2 separate regions of the Mus musculus genome follow, and region 1 is linked to region 2. The links are chromatin loops, found by intact Hi-C in ENCODE. Cell type or tissue: heart. All regions are shown on one strand. Each heading gives the region's core, and the rest is flanking DNA. Links, peaks and the distances in the headings are about the cores only. Region 1 overlaps Dnajb6 (DnaJ heat shock protein family (Hsp40) member B6). Region 2 holds the start of Gm42245 (a long non-coding RNA gene).

What was found. Hi-C counts contacts between places; a loop is a spot of excess contacts. Peaks named below come from ENCODE experiments on the same cell type or tissue, not always from the same donor. Only the 100,000 strongest peaks of a DNase experiment are listed, where the experiment ranks them.
Region 1: it touches region 2 in a loop (8-fold over the local background); 15 of 42 quality-filtered maps call a loop at or near these places.

What each region holds. Positions count from the first base shown.
Region 1 is chr5:29,753,992-29,762,853 of GRCm38, forward strand. All of the region lies in intron 5 of Dnajb6 (DnaJ heat shock protein family (Hsp40) member B6), which reads left to right. Among named protein-coding and RNA genes, the nearest start is that of Gm5129, 22 kb to the left of the region's middle. In heart, for the core only: no CTCF peak of the experiment used is centred there; no DNase peak of the experiment used is centred there.
Region 2 is chr5:29,693,795-29,702,656 of GRCm38, forward strand. It overlaps Gm42245 (a long non-coding RNA gene), which reads right to left and starts at 6,067. Exons shown (of 3, transcript XR_880916.3): 1 at 5,924-6,067; 2 at 2,334-2,450. In heart, for the core only: no CTCF peak of the experiment used is centred there; no DNase peak of the experiment used is centred there.

The DNA of each region.
Region 1 (8,862 bases), core at 272-8,271, 60 kb after region 2:
GATCTTGGATATACTGACATCTTTAGTATTCACCTACTTCCACTCTACAAGCTAGTTTATTAGTGAGTTTGCGAAACGCACTAAATATCATAGATGCTGGTCCAGAACACACACATGAGTTCCATAAACACACCTTTTCTAACTGTTATTGTAGTCCACTTTAGCGTGTGAAGAAAGGATGCATCTAGAACAAGGCAGATGGCATTCTGATAGCAGCTGTTGGAATTTGGGAAAGTAGATTCTCCTATCTCTTGCCTTTATTCTGATGCCTGACCCTGGACTCTTAGGGATCTTGTGCATAGGTGCAAACGTTTCCATGTCCTTGTCAGCTGTCACTTAGTTACTAGAGATCTTCCTTATGGCTGACCATTGGTGAGCACTGGACATGGGAGGTCAGCATTGAATGTGTTATTGCTGCCTTTCTTTTGTCCTGGTGCACTGAGAGGGAAACATCCTGTGTGGCTGAAGAGATTGAACATCACCAGCAAACCCCCAGGAGGAAAAAGACAGTTGTGTCTACCAGTGATAGCAAAGGGAGACAGGTGGGATCCCTGCATGGCATGGCATGGGTGTGAAGAGGAACAAGTCACCCTGGATCTGGTAGGTGTTGTGATACGAAGTTGACCTCAATGGGCGTGTGTGTGGAGGGGAGGGAGAGGCAGAGACTGATTTCCTTTAACCTGCCTTTTAGAGAGAGAGTTTTTGTTTTATTTGTTTTGTTTTTTTTTTTTTTTTTTTGAGACAGGGTTTCTCTGTATAGCCCTTGAACTCACTCTGTTGACCAGGCTGGCTTCAAACTCAGAAATCCTGCCTCTGCCTCCTGAGTGCTGAGACTAAAGGAGAGAGAGCGCCACCACGCCCGGCTAGAGAGAGGTATTTTACTTTTGTCTGATCTTCCTGAGGGAAGGAAAGCAGTGAATGTGTCAGAGCATGCTCACTCATAGCTGAAATTAAATAGGAGAAAGGTTATTGTGAGAGAGGGTTGGGATGGACCAGCTTGTTTAATGTTTGCAGAAACCTACAGAAAGCTTCCTATAAACAGATGAGTAAGAGTAAGGCCAGTGACAGGATTGTAGAGCATTTACAATCTCAGTAGACATCAGGAGTAGACAAGAACAGCAGCAGTAGTCTTGTCTAAATATGGCTCAGCAGGTAAAGGTACCTGTCACCAAACTTGAAGTCCTGAATTCTATGGTTGAGTATTTATTTGTACAGGAACACACTAATAAATGTGAAAAAAAAAATAAAGATCTCTTCCAATGGCTTCTACATATTTAAGATGAGCAAAAGTAATTTGTAGTAAGAGAAGATGAAAATGTGTTGTATTCTCAGTAACTCTTTAAGGAAACTAAGATACAGCTAAACGTGATCGATCATGCTTAGCTGAAGTACCGGCTCCGAGCATCAAGGTAGCCTACCCCACCTAGGAATAACCAAAATAAAGCAATACAATTGCTTCTATGTATTTTTTTTTCTTTAGAAATTAGTGTTTAGTAATTTACACTTTGGTTTGTCATGGGACAGCAGTGTTAAATGGGATCTGTTCTCATGTCTTAGCTGTGGGTTGATAGCTGAGTGAAAGACTTGTGTTCTCCAGTTTGGGAGTTAATAAGATAAAGTAGGCCGACTTTTCTGTCTTTGAGGAGTTCAGGTAACACTGCATTATCTTGCTTAATTAAAAAAAAAATTGAAACCTGTATTGTGCACATCTTTGTAATCTAGAACTTGGGAGCTTGGGACAGAAGGATCATGAGTTTGAGGTGAGTTAAGGATACATAGTGAATCACAAAACAACAAAAACTAACAACTCCAAAACTCACTTGGGGTGCAAGGTAGATAGATGCCAGGTATTTTGAGACTAGCCTGAGCTACTCTGAGATCCTGTCTAGAAGACAAACAAAAATTAAGGGCTGTGGATCTTGGTCAGATGCTTGCCTGTTATGTACAAACCCTGGATTCTTTCTGTCCCTAGCACTGTCACAGAAAAGAGGCCTGTGTTCCTTTTTAGGGAATTAATACTCAAGTGCTTGTTCTCCTTGAGAAAAAGAATCTGTCACTCTAGTCTAGACAGTTCTTTCTATGGAGCGTTTGATTAGATGTGCCTGTTTGTATCAGTAGTGCAAGAAAAAATGTAGTAGGCTTGCTAAGCCTGCTTCACCCCAGGGATGGCTCAGGTAGGCACTCCTTCCTTGCTTTGCCAACATAAGTGTGGCAGTGATAATTCTTTAATCCATTCTTATAGGTCTTCTAGGGGACTTCCATTTTCAGGCAGTAAGGATTTTCGCACAGGAAAAGAAGTTGCTCCATGGCTACTACGTGTATGAGGTGACCGTGCAGCCTACTGGTGGTATGTGGAGTGTAGACTGGGTCTTTTGTGCAGGGCTGGGGAACTTAGTGTATAGTCAGCAGTATCCAGAGCCCTTGTAAACCCAGTCACAATGTCTCTTGATTGTAGCCAGTTACCCAGTTACTTTTCAGTTTTTAAGTTTTCATGCAGCCAGCTTTTATATTCCGTTTTTTGTTTTGTTTTGTTTTTTTTTTTTTTTTGCGGGGGGAGGGGGAGTGTTTTTGTTTTTCAGAGGCGCTTACTCTTACAAATATGCTGGATGCAGTATAATTATTGTGCCAACAATCACAGCTACTTGGGAGGTTGAGACAGAGTCTTTTCTGGGTTTTATAGACCCAGTCCCTATCCCTTCTCTATCTCTCAAAAAGTCATTTTTAAGATTTTTGTTTTTAAAATGTAATCCATGCCGTCCCTGTATTTCTGGCTAGCATTTCAAGTGCTGGGATCGCATAATGTCCTCATGTCCTGTTGTGAGGTATTGTTGAGCTACACTGTGCTAAAAAAATTTCAGGTCTCTTCCCTTGGTGATGGGGTGGGCTTCCTAGAGACCATGAGAAGGGAGATGCTCTGGAATCCTGCAGAAATCTTGAAACACTGTTCCCTGTGACTGAAAACTTTTCCAGGAAGGCCAGAATATTGGCAGTTCCCACAAGGAGCTTAGTAGTGAAGGGGGTGTATATGGAATGCTGAGGTTAGCTAACCTTTACATTTCCCAGAATATGATCTTACCCATAACTGAACCTTTGTTGGAATGTTGATTGAAGACAGGGTGTGCATTATTAATTCATATTCGATTCATCTCTTTACTGGGTGTGCTTTACTAACTCAGGACATGATTACTTTTGTCCTGGTTCTGTAAACCTGATAATTTAAGACTGACAAGTACTTGGCAGTAGTAGGGTTTTTGGTTCTACTAGTTATGACAGGAAGTATCTCTTAGAGAACTGTGTGGGTTCACTTTGTCCTTATGCTCAGGAATGACCACATTGCCTTTGACATTGCTGTTGGCAGAGGGTCTTTCCTTTCCCTTTATCACCTAGTTTGCTCTTTCTTCACAAAGACTTGTGAATCCGGGGAAGGACTTGGTAGCCCACTGGCCTATGGTATGGAGAGCCTTGGAACAAGCCTTGTGGGGGAGGGTGATTGTGTGGAGGGTACTTCTTCTGAGCCATGAATTTAATGTAGTGAGTCAGTCATTTTACTCTCCAGGATTCGAGGAAGTGGCCAGTGAGGACTTGGAACCTAGTGAAGAACTAGACCAGCCCTGTTTTGAGGAGTCAGTAGAAGACGCCCTGAGTGACGAGCACAGTGAGGTTTTGGATGTGATATCCAGTGAGGAGCTGGACCTTAGTGAAGATGAGTCAAGTGAAGGCTGTAGCTGGGGCCAGGGCGGACTTCTCAGTGAGGACCTGGACCTCGTCTCCAGCGAGGAGGAAGCCAGTCTCGGGGATGCGGAGGAGCTCAGCGAGGAGTATGAGGAGCTGCTGAGCGAGGAGGAGCACAGTGGGCCGGACCCCGAGGCGCTGCTTGTTCAACAATAAACAAAAAGGAATGGCCTGGGTCTCTGTTTTATAAGAAGGTTTATTTTATTTAAAGTTTATCTAGAATAAAAAGAATTGCTTCTATCACCACCATGTTGTATTTGGTCAGATTACGAGAGTTGACTTGAACACCAAGGAGGGGAGGGGTCCAGATGCCCCAGGTCAGTCCTCTTTGTAGGAGGACTGAACCACCAGCCAGGTAGCACTGAGAGTACTGTAACAAAGTGATTTAGACAACAGAAACTTCCCCCAGAGTGCTGCAACCAAGGTAAAGGTATGCCAGGGTCCCTGTTGGCCTGAGGCAGATGTGCTATAGGCAGTTCCCAGCTGCTAAGAGGCCTCAGTGAGCCTTCATATCATCTCTGTTACAGCGTCATCCTGTGACCAGCGATGATCCCTGGCCCATAATTCCTTTTGATCTTGATTATTTCAGGGAGCTGGTAGTAAGCCCAGGATCATTTAAGATGAGGTGAGATTCCAGCTCAGTAAGATTTCTTAGCAGTTGCTTAGGTTTAAATCCTAGTCTATACAGCTTAGAAGCTAGTAGTGCATTTAGAAGTAGGAAGTCTTGAAAGCTGGGGATGTTTAGAGAGAAGAGTTGGGAGTTAGGAAAAATGTAATTTCAGAGATCAGTGGTGCTGTCAGAACAGATGGCTTAATCTTGCATTGGATTGATGACTGCATCTCAGGCTTGATCACACACATGTCCTTAATTGCTTTAAGGACAAAGTACCATTTCTCTTCCCAGTGGGATTTGAAAGAGAGAAGTAGATAAGATTTAAAAGTATGTAGAAACACGTTATAGACCAGTTTCCAGTTGTTACATTTTCAATGGGTTTTAGACCACAGCTTGCCTGCAACTTTCATTAGCTTCCTTGTTCTTTCTAAAACAAAGATGGTAGATGTGATATTGAGTTATAGACTCACTGTGCTCTCAAGCTTGTTCTGGCCAGGAAGGAGGAGGATGAGGCCACTTTGCTCCCCCCCTCCCCCAATATCTGGTTGATTCAAGATTGCTAATATATACTCATTTTAAAAAAATTATTTTTTATGCATTGATATTTTGTCTGCATGTCAAGGTGTCAGATCCCCTGGAGCCTGTTGTGAGCTGCCATGTATGTACGTTCTGGGAATCGAACCCTGGGCCCCCTGGAAAAGCAGCTAGCCCCTGAAGACATTTGTTCTTAGGCTTGTTTTTTGCATTGAGCAGTACAGTGAGGCTTTCATTTACTTTCTAAGGTTTTCCTGTAACACTTTTTTCCCCTCCATGCTCCCCCCCCCCCCCCCCACACACACACACATAAGTGACGAACACAAGTACCTTGCTTGGTTGCACAGTACAAAATTTGATTTTTTGAGACAGGGTTACTCCATGTAACCCCACCTGGCCTGGAACTTGCTTTGTAGATCCAGCTGGCCTCAACTCATATTAGTCTGACTTTGCCTCTTTCTCCTGTGTGAAGATTAAAGGGGTGTCCATCACGTCTGGCTCACTTTTATATTCTGTTGATGACAGTGGACAACTCACAGGTGAGCCCCACATCCTTGGTGGGCATATCCATGATGTTCTTCAATAGGAGTACTTTAGTGAACCCTAAGCTTCCTGGTATGGGAACAGTGCCAATGCATTTATCTTTTGGAAGGGGAAGTAGCAGGTTCACGTTTTTTAAGAGCAATTAGCACAGGAGATGAACTAAGTACTGAGTTGTCATCTTCGAACAGCAGAACGTACCTCCCCATCCTCCCAACAGAGCCATCGGATGTCCTAGCATGTAACCTAGTCTAGGTTACAGTTCTGATTACTGTGTTTCCAAGGTTCCTCATGCAGTAGACTAATTATAAACAAAATCACTTTACAAGATGGAAGTGACACAGTTTGTTTAACATACACAACACCCTTTAGTTCTGTCTATCCCGAGTGTCAATCTGACTCAGTGTGGTGCTGGGCTGTGGTTTTATTTCTATTAATTCCAAGGAGTCATTTTCCATTCTTGAAGTGTAAAAAGATAACCATTTGAAAAATGGGAGTTGTATGCAATGAGGGAATACTTTAAATTTAGCTCTGAGGAGTGGAATTAGTCCTTGCCCTGTATGTCTCCTTAGGGTGTTGTTTTTCTTTTTTCTGTTTAAAATTAATTTTGCTATATGTTCATTGTTATTTTGCCCGGATATATATCTATGAAGGTGTCAGATCCCCTGGAACTGGAGTTAGACAGTTGTGAGCTGCCATGTGGCTACTGGGTATTGAACTTAGAACCTCTGGAAGAGCAGTCAGTGCTTTTAACTGCTGAGCCATCTCTCCAGCCCTATTTTTCTTTTGTTTTTGCTTGAGAATTGGTTTCACCTTGTGGCCTTGGCTAGCTGAGAATTTATAGCAGTCCTTTTGCCTTAGGGCTAGGCTTAGGTGACATGTGCAACTGCTTAGCAGTTTTGTGAGGAGGTAGATCCCAGTGAATTGCCCAGGTTGGCCTAGTTCTCAAGTGCTGAGATTTTATTCCTATGTTGTGTTGGTAATTTGGTTTTAAAGTCACTCAGTTTTTAGTTGCTAGGAATTTCCATGGTGTATTCTGCCCCCACACTTAGTCCTCCACCCCTTTGCACTTTTCTGTTTTGGCTTTTGTATTTGGGAGTTGATAAGGAAGCATAGGAATATGGAGTGTTTGGGCCATGAGTCATTAGTATATTCTACCTGCTGTTTGAGTTGTGTTCAGTGCATAGTTTGCTCCTGGGCTTTTATTGGTAGGGAGCTCACAGAAACATAAGCTTTCAATTTAGCATTCTGTAATATAAAATGTGGACATTTCATTAGTGTTATATGTTTACCTCGTTTAGACCTTTTGTTACCTTCTCTGTACTCTGTTTTTTCTTTCTTTTCTTTTTTTCTTTCTACCACTTAGATATTTTTGTCAGTCCTTTGCATGTTGGTTACTTCAGTGTCAGAAAACAGGATCACACAAAGTTCTTCCTTAAAATATTTAAAATGTATGGGTGCATGCCTGGTGTTGGCAGACACTAGAAGAGGGAGTCTGATTCCCCGAGGCTGTACTTATGAATGGCTGTGAGTCCCCCTGTATATGCTGGGAATGGAACTCCTTGGATCCTCTGGAAGAGCAGTCAGTACTATATATACTAAAGTTTTGTTCAGTAAATTACACGCAGGTGTGTGTTTTGGCTGTTGGAGGTCAGAGGACATTCTGCAGTTTCTTTACCCACTTTTGATAATACCAAGGATTGCATTCTTGTCCGCAGCCATATACACACTGTTCTGTTTTCATTCCTTGAGACAGGCTCTTATTATGTAATAGCTCCACTGGCTTCAAACTTGGGATCCCATCACTTTCAGTTGCTATTATGAATGAATTTTAACATTGTAACTGAAATGATGTGTCTTGGTGATTCATGGGATGGAGCACATAGCCTAGCACATGTTAAGGAAGTGCTGCCACTGAAGTCTCCAAATAATCCAGAACAGTTAATAAGGAGAAATTACAGTGGCTCCTTTTGTATTGTCTTGGTATCCTTTAAAAAACAACAAAAAATAGACCACTAAATAAAACTTTAGCATTTGCAAATAAAGACATGGTTGGGTCGGGGCATATAATGGGGCTTAGCTGGTTAAAAAAAGCATTTGCTGTGCAAGCCTGATGACTTGAGTACGTCCATAGACAGTAAAGGTGGAAGGAGAGAACTGCCCTGTGTCCTCCATAACTATGCTATGTTCGTACCCCCACTCCAAATTGTGTACGTAGATATACTTCTAAAGATTTTGGAAAAGACACAGGCTTGGTTAGTTTAAGATTAGCTGTGGAGAATTTGTCATGATGATGTGGATTGTCTCTAATTTGTGAATTATCTTACAGTATGTTTTAACTGCTTAGAGCTGAAAGTCAAGATATGCGCGCCTAGGCTGGCTTCAAACTCAGCTATCTGATCCTCCTGCCCTTTGCATCTGCTGGGTTCACAGGTGCTGGGGATGAACCTGTGCTTTTTTAGTAAGCTCCAGCCCAGCCATTCGAAATACAAACAAACACAGCTCTGTAGTCCTGATTGGCCCAGAACCCAGAGGTTGCCCTTCCTCTGCCTCCTGAGTGCTAGGATTAAAGTATTATTCACCATACTGACTTAATGATTCTTTTGTTTTTAGTTTGGGTATTATAAATACAAGAATAACTATCCATGTTGTAGACCTGCTGTCTAGGAAACCTCTGTGGCATACATACTTGGTTTGTTGTCTGCTAATTAGTTTGAGAGCCTCTTTGTAAATGAAATGCCCAAGTTTTGTTTTTGTCTTTTCAGTTTTTAAAAAAAATTATTTATTATACACACAGTGTTCTGCCTGCATATATGTCTGAATGTCAGAAGAGGCCACCAGATCTCATTATAAATGGTTGTGAGCCACCATGTGGTTGAACTCAGGTCCTCTGGAAGAGCAGTCAGTTATCTCAACCTCTGAGCCATCTCTCCAGCCCATGTACAAGTTTTATTTACAGTCTTTGTAGCGACTGGGAAATTTTACTTAGTCTTTTTCTTTTAAATAATGGGAGAACAGGAGTCTGTTTATAAGGTGTGGCCTATACTGGAACATAGCAACACAGCATTCGGGTCAGACAGCTCACATATGGTGCCGCTTTCTGGCTTCTGGGCACTATACCCAAATGTACAAACCCATACACAGACATACTCTTACATATTTAAAAATAGATTCTGGGAAGAAAAAAGTAATTAAATACAATAAAACAAAATTCATAAAAATGACATCCCTTAGTCAAAACTCCCACACAGCTGTGGGTCATGTTGGTGAATACATAAGTTCCTTTCACTCAGCCACTGTCAAACCTTGGAAGAAGCCATCCAGGGCCCTTAGGCAGAGCTGCCTTGTTCAGGATAACCTTGCCCAGCTTGAGCCTCTTTTCTGTGCCCATCTCAAGCTTTCTGGAGCACTCCAGGCCTTTGCTCTGGTCCCTGTGGTCTACC
Region 2 (8,862 bases), core at 645-8,644:
ACATATCAAAGCACATTCTGTTATTACGGGTGCCTGCTACACATTTCAAAATCTCTGAAGAGCTAGCATTCCAGAGAACTGTGTCTCCTCTGCTCCCCTGTCCTTATGGGCTTGCCAACCCCCAGCTGCCCACTCTTTCTGTAGCCCCGCTGTTATCAATGTGCTCTCTCTGCCCTGCTCCCGCTTCTCTCACTATCTGCTCTATTCTATCCCCTGCTCACAGAGAGCCCTGGCCAGATCCACTCTGCTGACCATGTTCAGTCTACATCTTTCTCTCTCTACTCTGGACTCTCAGATTTCTTTGGCTGTTTTCTCTCACATATCTACAATAAAAACTTTCCCCTTAGGGCTGGAGAGATGGCTCAGCTGTTGAGAGCACTGGCTGCTGATCTGGCAGAGGACCCAGGTTCAGTTCCCAGAACCCACAGAGTAGCTCACAACCACCCATTGCTCCAGTTTCAGGTGTCTGATGCCCTCTTCTCCATGGGCTCTGTGCACACAGCACACAGACACACACAGAGAGAGAGAGACAGACAGAGAGAGAGAGACAGAGACACAGAGACAGAGAGAGAAAAGGGGCGTATGGGGAAAGGGAGAGGGAGGGAGAGGGAGAGAGAAAGAGAGAAAACAGAAACAAACAAAACTTCTCCTTAACCACACCAAGGAGTGGTCATGCCATCAGTTTATACAGGTCCCAGAGATCAAACTCAGGTTATCAAACCTGACAGCTAATGTCTTTTCTCCCTGACTCACCTTGTCTGCCCAAAATACTATTTAAAAGATGAAAGGTGAGTAATACCAGCCCTAGGATTGAGGCTGTAATCCATGCTAAGTGGGAAGACCACCTTACCCAACTGGGCCCTCAGTGAAGCAAGGGTCCAGAAACAACTCAAACAGCCCTCTCAAGAACCAGAGACAGAGACTGGAGAGATGGCTCAGTGGTTAAGAACACTAACTTGTACTTCCAGAGGTCCTGAGTTCAATACCCAACAACCACATGGTTGCTCTCAACCATCTGTAATGGGATCCAATGCCCTCTTCTGGTATGTCTGAAGACAGCTACGGTGTTACTCATGTACATAAAATAAATAAATAATTCTAACCCCCCCCCCCAAACAATTGAAAAAAAAAAAAAGAAAGAACAGAGACAACCACAAGGTGGTGGCACACACCTTTAATACCGGTATAGGACATAAAAACCGTGCCAGGTTGAGACCCAGAGACTCAGTGGGCACACACCTGAGACTTAGGCAAGTCCTCACTCCCTGACACTCTAGCCTGGAAACATGTCCTCCAAAACAGAGTTCTCCGTGCTAAAGATGTACCTAGCAGTCCAGAGGGTTTAGCCAATAAGCTTCCCTTCCCAGACATTCCTCCTTGCAAAACGTATTTAATCTCAGGTCCACCCGGAGAAATGAGTATAAATTATGCACCTGTTTTCCACATGAACAACCAATAACCTGTTTAGAACCATGGACTGTGTCTTTCATCAAGATCCGCTGTAGGGAGCCACGGAGAAGGCATTTGACTACAGAACAACCTGTAGAAGGCTCTCTGCACTACCAGTCACAACCATCACCAACAACTAAGGACAATCACCACTGGGACAAGCAGGAACTCCCATTTCCCCCTGCCCTAGACTAGACTCTATCCCCAGCCCAAGGGCCCATGACTCTGTTCTCAGCTCTTCCAGAACTCCCAGAGGCACCTGGATGTCCAAGAGTCTGAGAACCCCATGGCCCTGGTCTCATCGAACCCCCGAATCAGCTCCGGCTTTCCTGTATCTTAGACTGCACTTTCCCACCTTCAAAGTGATGTCTCAGAGCTTCCCTACAGCCTGGCACCCACCCTTGTGACAACAGCATGGGATAAGCACAGTCAAACTCCCCTCCCCAAGTGGCCATGCCCTGCGGTGGGATGGACATCGTCCAACATCCCAGTGTCTGGGAAACAGAGGCAGGCAGATCTCTATGAGTTCAAGACTAGCTTGGTCTACCAGAGATAAGACAGGCAAGGTGAAGCCAGGCGTTGGTGGTGCACACCTTTAATCCCAGCACTCGGGAGTCAGAGGCAGGCGGGTTTTTTAGTTCGAGGCCAGCCTGGTCTACAAAGTGAGTTCCAGGACAGCCAGGGAGAAACCCTGTCTCTAAAAACAAACAAACAAACAAACAAACAGACATGGTGGCTTTAGGAGCCAGCTAAAGTTACATAGAGAGACTATGGAGAGAGAGAGAGAGAGAGAGAGAGAGAGAGAGAATTCACCATACTTGCCCCCAGGGGTAGGAGGAAATAGAGAGGCCAGAGGGAGAAGGGAAGGCCAGCAGCAGCCCCACCTTGCATTTCTTCACCTTGGTTGCAGGCAAGAAGAACAAGACAGCTGTGTCCTGGCAGAGCTTCCGGCAAAGTTCCTGGCTGTCTTGGTCTCCAGGGCAGTGCCACACCACAGGGTTCTGAGGAAAAGGGAACCAGGACATTTGGAACCTGTTCAATAGTGCTGAGCTGCCCTGGCTCTGAACCTGTTCATCTTGTTTTGCTCTGCTTCTTCACGCCAACTCTTCTCAAACACCTTGGGTTTGGCTTTCTTGGACTTCCTTATGTCTCCATCTTGGAGCCCTTGCACTTCCTTCCTTCCTGAGGCTCCTCACCTGTCTTCTATTAGAGGTGGTAGAACAGGAGGGAGGAGATTCCACAACCCCAACCCAGTGCCTCACAGCTTATTATTCCAATCAACCTTGCTGCTACAACCTCTCATGTCCTTGGAAGCTACCAAAGGTAGCACTGGGAATTTGGCCTCTTGCCCAGGCTCAAACTTCAGATAGATAGGGAAGACTCTACAGTACAAAACACACCCCATGTGGGCTGAATATAAACTACATTTCCTTTGACCCCTTGAATGTAGTGTTTCACTTGTTAACCTGTATGTGGCACCCCTCTCAGGCTGTCTGCTTTCCTTTTAAGACAAACCTTTTTCACCAGCTTGGGATCCCATCAGGCACAGAGCTTGCTGTGAAACCCACAAAGGTGTTGGTTGTTTAGCTTTCACATCCTACCAGGGTCAACAACCACAGACACTACAAACATATAGATGGCATATGCTAAGCACCAGCTGTTTACATTGGCCATACAGGCATATAATGGTATATGTTATGTACCAACTGTTTACATTGGCTATCTGTATATAAGCTTCGACCAACCTGAGGAACCTATGTTATTTCCGAATTTGTGTGTCATACTAAGACTAAATCCTGTAGGAGGATATATTCTAGGGCTGAGCCTCTTCACAGGTTTTGGATTCCATCAGGGAAGTCAAGTACAGCTGGATGTCAGTCTAGGTGGGCACCCAAGGGAGGAGATTACTATTTTATTGGGTTCTTATACTTCTAACTTATTCTACCCTAATCCCTTCCAAGCCTCCAACACTGGGTAGGAAAGAAGGAAGGTTAGAGGAGAAAAGTGGCATAGACTGCTTAAGACTACTTCCTGCTAGTTAGGGACAATGAGTTCCTTGGCGCAAGTCCAATCTTTTTTGTTTGTTTGTTTGTTTGTTTGTTTTTTGCTTTTCGAGACAGGGTTTCTCTGTGTAGCCCTGGCTGTCCTGGAACTCACTCTGTAGACCAGGCTGGCCTCGAACTCAGAAATCCGCCTGCCTCTGCCTCCCGAGTGCTTGAGATTGAAGGCGTGCGCCACCACACCCAGTGGGGCAAGTCCAATCTTTGTTGTCAGGGTATCTCCAACTTCTTGTCAAACCACAAGAGCAACAACCAGGAGCAGCAGAAACCACATCAGTAGCCTCCCTACCCCTCTCTGGGCTCTGGCATTTGTTCCCTCTCCAGAGTCCCCAGAATTAAACTATCAGCACCTGGCAAAAAACACACCTCTGCTAGTGCATGAGGCAAATCATAATCACTTGCTGTAAAGCAGCCGCTCATCCCACACCTGGGATTAAAACAAAAATACAGGGGGCTGGTGAGATGGCTCAGTGGGTAAGAGCACCCGACTGCTCTTCAGAAGATCCAGAGTTCAAATCCCAGCAACCACATGGTGGCTCACAACCATCCGTAATGAGATCTGACTCCCTCTTCTGGTGTGTCTGAAGACAGCTACAGTGTACTTACATACAATAATAAATAAATCTTTAAAAAAAAAAATACAGCCAGGCATGGTGGCGCACGCCTTTAATCCCAAGCACTCAGGAGGCAGAGGCAGGCAGATTTCTGAGTTTGAGGCCAGCCTGGTCTACAGAGTGAGTTCCAGGACAGCCAGGGCTACACAGAGAAACCCTGTCTCGAAAAGCAAATAAATAAATAAATAAATAAATAAATAAATAATAAAACAAATATATATTCACATAACATAACTGGGTTTTTAAAGATTTATTTATTTTTATTTATATGAGTACACTGCAGCTGTCTTCAGACACACACCAAAAGAGGGCATCAGATCCCATTACAGATGGTTGTAAGCCACCATGTAGTTGCTGGGAATTGAACTCAGAACCTCCGGAAGAGTAGTTAGTGCTCTTAACCACTGAGCCATCTCTCCAACCCCCATAACTGAGTTTTTTAAAGAAACCAAAATTTTCACTACGTAGGACTGACCATGTAAAAAAGAGGAAGATGGAAGGGAAAGTGGCCTTGCAAAGGCTTTTGGGAATTATTCAGGTAATCCAAAGAGCTATTGAAGGACTGGGAGAAGGGTAGAGCTTCCAGGATCAGGTGTCCATTTACAGTGCAGGCTGGGAAAGATGAGAGGTGCAAAGTACATCAGGAGCCACACATTCCAGGGCACGGAGGTCACACGCCAAGCTCTGGGTGGAGCAGGAATGACTCAAGGAGCCACGCCCCATAAGGCAGGGACCATTGAGCTCAGTGTAGACAGATGAGCAGAGCTGAGTAGCTGGCCAGGCTACTCCTACCTTCAAGGAATTCAAAGAAATGGGAACTGCTTCCACAGCACCACACAATGCTAGCTCAGCTGCCAGCCCCACCCTGGCCATGTGGCATGGAGCTGCCCAATCCGTGAATGTTCTCATACAGGGAGGACCAAAGAACTCTAAGCAGCCAAGGTCCTTCACTCAGCTAGTGAAGGGTGTATACTGGGACAGGGCAAGTCCCACAGCATGGATAAGAAAGAATGTGCCAGCCTCAAAATGCCCCAGGTGCTTTTATTGCAGGAGGGAGAACGGAGGTCTTGGGATATGGGAAGGAAAATGGAGGAAGCAAGATGCAGCATGGAGGGGCTGAAGTAATGGCTCAGCGGTTAAGAGCACCGACTGCTCTTCCAAAGGTCCTGAGTTCAATTCCCAGCAACCACATGGTGGCTCACAACCATCTGTAACAATATCTGACTCCATCTCCTGGAGTGTCTGAAGACAGCTACAGTGTAACTTATATATAATAAATAAATAAATAAATCTTTAAAAAAAAGATGCAGCATGGAGGATAAAGGATACAGGATCCATGATGGAGAATAGAAGACATAGTATGAAAGGAGAATGCAGGATACGAGATGCAAGATGCAGGGTAGATGGAACAGGACACAGGAGGCAGGTTGCAAGATGGAAGATGAACACAGAGCAGAAGATGCAGGATGAAGGACAGAGGTGTTGCATGGGAGATGAAGAACACAGGACACAAGATGCAGGAAGGAGGATACAGGGAAGTAAGAGATAGTCCTGCTTGCCCATAGCTGCCATCTAATAGCCTCAGCATAAAAAATGAACAAATTATCCCTGCTCACTGGTTCAAACCCTGAACTGAGCAGTTGTCAGGCAGGACTGAGTCCATCCAGGGAGCAGGGATTTCCTGTGGAAGGCTGTGTGCCTGTGGGCACCAGTACCTTAAGGTAGTGCCCTAGAAAACCTCAGGGCTCCTGCCTGGGTGCCCTGCCCAGACCTGCTTTCCTGAAAACACTCAGAACTTACCTTTCCCCTGGAAAGGCCTCTGTCTCTGAAATGGCAGAGTTGGTTTGTTCTGGCTATCATGTAAATGACTGAGTGACTAGGAGCCTAGCTGAGAGCAGAGGAGGACCCAGAGAGCTCACAATCTGTAGGAACATCGTCAGGACTTTCTCAGGGTTGTTTGGAGGATGTTTCTTAAGGGTATCACTGGGCGGAGGCTGCTGCCCAGTCCCAGCTTGTCCTGGAGGAAGTGGATGGGAGGAATTAATGCAATGTAAGTGTGAAAGGTAGAGGAGTGTGGTGGGAATGAGTCATAGGTGGGTAGAGCAGACAGGTCTGCCTGACTGTGCTGGGAAGCAGGTCTCAGGAACAGCTGGTTGAGTGGCCTTGGAGTTCAGATCTGACTACTTGCCTTGAAAGGGCTGCTGTCCTAGTTATTTCTTTATCTGTCAGTCAGTATCTGAAAACAGCCACACAGCACACTGCATTCAGCATCAACAGTCTTAGAGAAAGACCCATGTTCCCAGGTGGGTGCACAAGCTATATGGCTCACCTGCAATACCTATGACCAGAGAAAGGCTGGACAGGTGCCACTGCCAGATGCCCAGGAGCGTGGGGAGAGAGAAGACACCACCTCATATAACAGGGACAGAGCTGGGTGAAGGAATAGAGGGGGTGTAACTACCATGACCCCTGGGGAGCCAGGGCCTTGACCTCCTACTCTGAGCTAAGTCACTATGAGGTTTCACAATCCTCAGGACTGCCCTCCTGGTGACTGGCATATGACCTCAACATATGGTCAGTTCTGCCCCTCTCAGTTCAGAGGTTACATCCCAGAAAAATAACAGCAAAATGATATAAAGACAGACTCCCAGGTCTCCTAGCCTTGCTGAGGAAGGACATTCTGAACAGGCTGCATGCAGATGGTTGCGTCCAAAGGAAACTCTAATTCCCCAAGCCCCAAAAGACAATCCAAACATCCAGAAATGGGCTCAACCTAGGCTATAGGAGGATTTCTGGCAGTTAGATAAAAGCCAGCATTCCGTGCTGGAGAGATGGCTCTGTGGTTAAGAACACTGACTGCTCTTCCAGAGGTCCTGAGTTCAAGTCCAGCAACCACATGGTGGCTCTGAAAGATCCTGACAGAATGTAAAAGGTCACAGAAGCCCTGAAATTGGCAAAATAGATTCCACTGTTAGCAGAACTAGCTTCATTGATTTAGAAACATAGAGGTGCACAATGCTCTGGTCACTCCTTGAACCTGTGTGTCTGCCAATGTTTTGACAGTTCCTTGAACCCAGGTGTGTGCCCACTGCTGCACCTCACAATACTGGTTTCTGGGAAAGAGTCAGAAAATCTCCCCAGCAACCACATCCGGGCCAATCCTGAGTTGCTACACCTGCACCAGACTCTTTCCTTGTACCCCTCCCATACCCATTTCTTGAGAATAGACATTGTTTAGATCTGGAAATCCCCTACTCTCCCTTCTCCTCCCCCCCCTTCCCCCCGAGGGCCTATAAAAACTGAGACCCCTTTCCCCTCGAGGTCGACTCCTCTACCCCTGCGTGGGATATGAGTCGTCCCCAGAGCTCTGGCTTTCCCCAAATAAAGCCTCATGTGGTTTGCATCAAGCTTGGTCTCTCGTGAGTTCTTAGGTGTCCACTATTGTCCCGAGACCTGAGCGAGGGGCTCCTCTAGGAGTCTTTCAGCTCACAATCATCTGTAATGGGATCTGATGCCCTCTTCTCTTCTGGTATGTGTCTGAAGACAGGGACAGTGTACTCATACAAATAAAATAAATAAATCTTTAAAAAAAAAAAAAAGCCAGCGCTCCTCAGAAATTGTGAAGCTGTTCTCCACTGAAAGGAGTCATTTCCCTTACCTCTGGCTGAAGGTACACAGGGCTACTCATGTTGCCTTTGGCATTTCAAAACTTATGATGGTCTCCAGGCTCCTCAATATCATAAGTACCTGTTATACATTTCAAAATCCACACTAGTACCCTGGCCCTTTTCACAGTACATTACCACTGTCTTCAGCTATAACAGGAGAGGGCATCAGATCCCATTATAGATGGTTGTGTGCCCATTTCATGTGACTGCTGGGAATTGAACTTAGGACCTTTAGAAGAGCAGTCAGTGCTCTTAGCCACTGACCCACCTCTCCAGCCCCCAGTCTACTAATCTCTTCCTCTATTCTGGATTCTTCCAGACGCCTCCAACTGTGCTCTTTTTCATATCTACAATAAAACACTCCCCCTTACCCAGGGAGTGGTGGGTCATACCTTTAATCCCAGCACTCAGGCAGCAGAAGCAGGTGAATCTCTAAGTTCAAGGATAGCCTGGGACACACAGAAAAACCCTGTCTCTAAATAAATTAATAAATAATCCTTCCCCTTTACTATATTGATTTATACAGAGATGAGTCTTGAGGACCCTGCAGTACTGCACCAGTGCAGTGCGTCAGTCAGAGAGGACAGGTCATAGAGGAGCTTAGGGGAAAAGTTAAGACTGTAATTTTACTGCCTGGTACAGTGTCTCATGCCTATAATCCCAACAGTTCTGGGGTGACATTTACCCAATAGAGAGAAAGGAGAGAGCAGCTGAGGCTTTTGGGGAAATGAAAACAGTGTCTTTAGTAGAAAGATGTGCCACATGGGTGTAGAGAGATACCCAGTGCAGCAAGTCAGAGCCAAGAGATACAAGAGGATGTCTAGGCACGTACTATTAGAAACCAGATGCTCCCCTGGCCCCTGCCCACCATTAGCAGCTCAGTGGAAGCAGCCAAAACCAAATGCAACACATCTCCACTATCATCAGGAGTTTCATATTCTCTGTATATGCATGAGATAGACCCTTTTAAAAGGGTCTGGCCACCACAGCCTGCTCTCTGTTTCCTGGTCTCTCTGTCTCTCAAGTCTTGGTCTCTCTGTTTCTGCCCCCCCCCCCACACACACACACCCT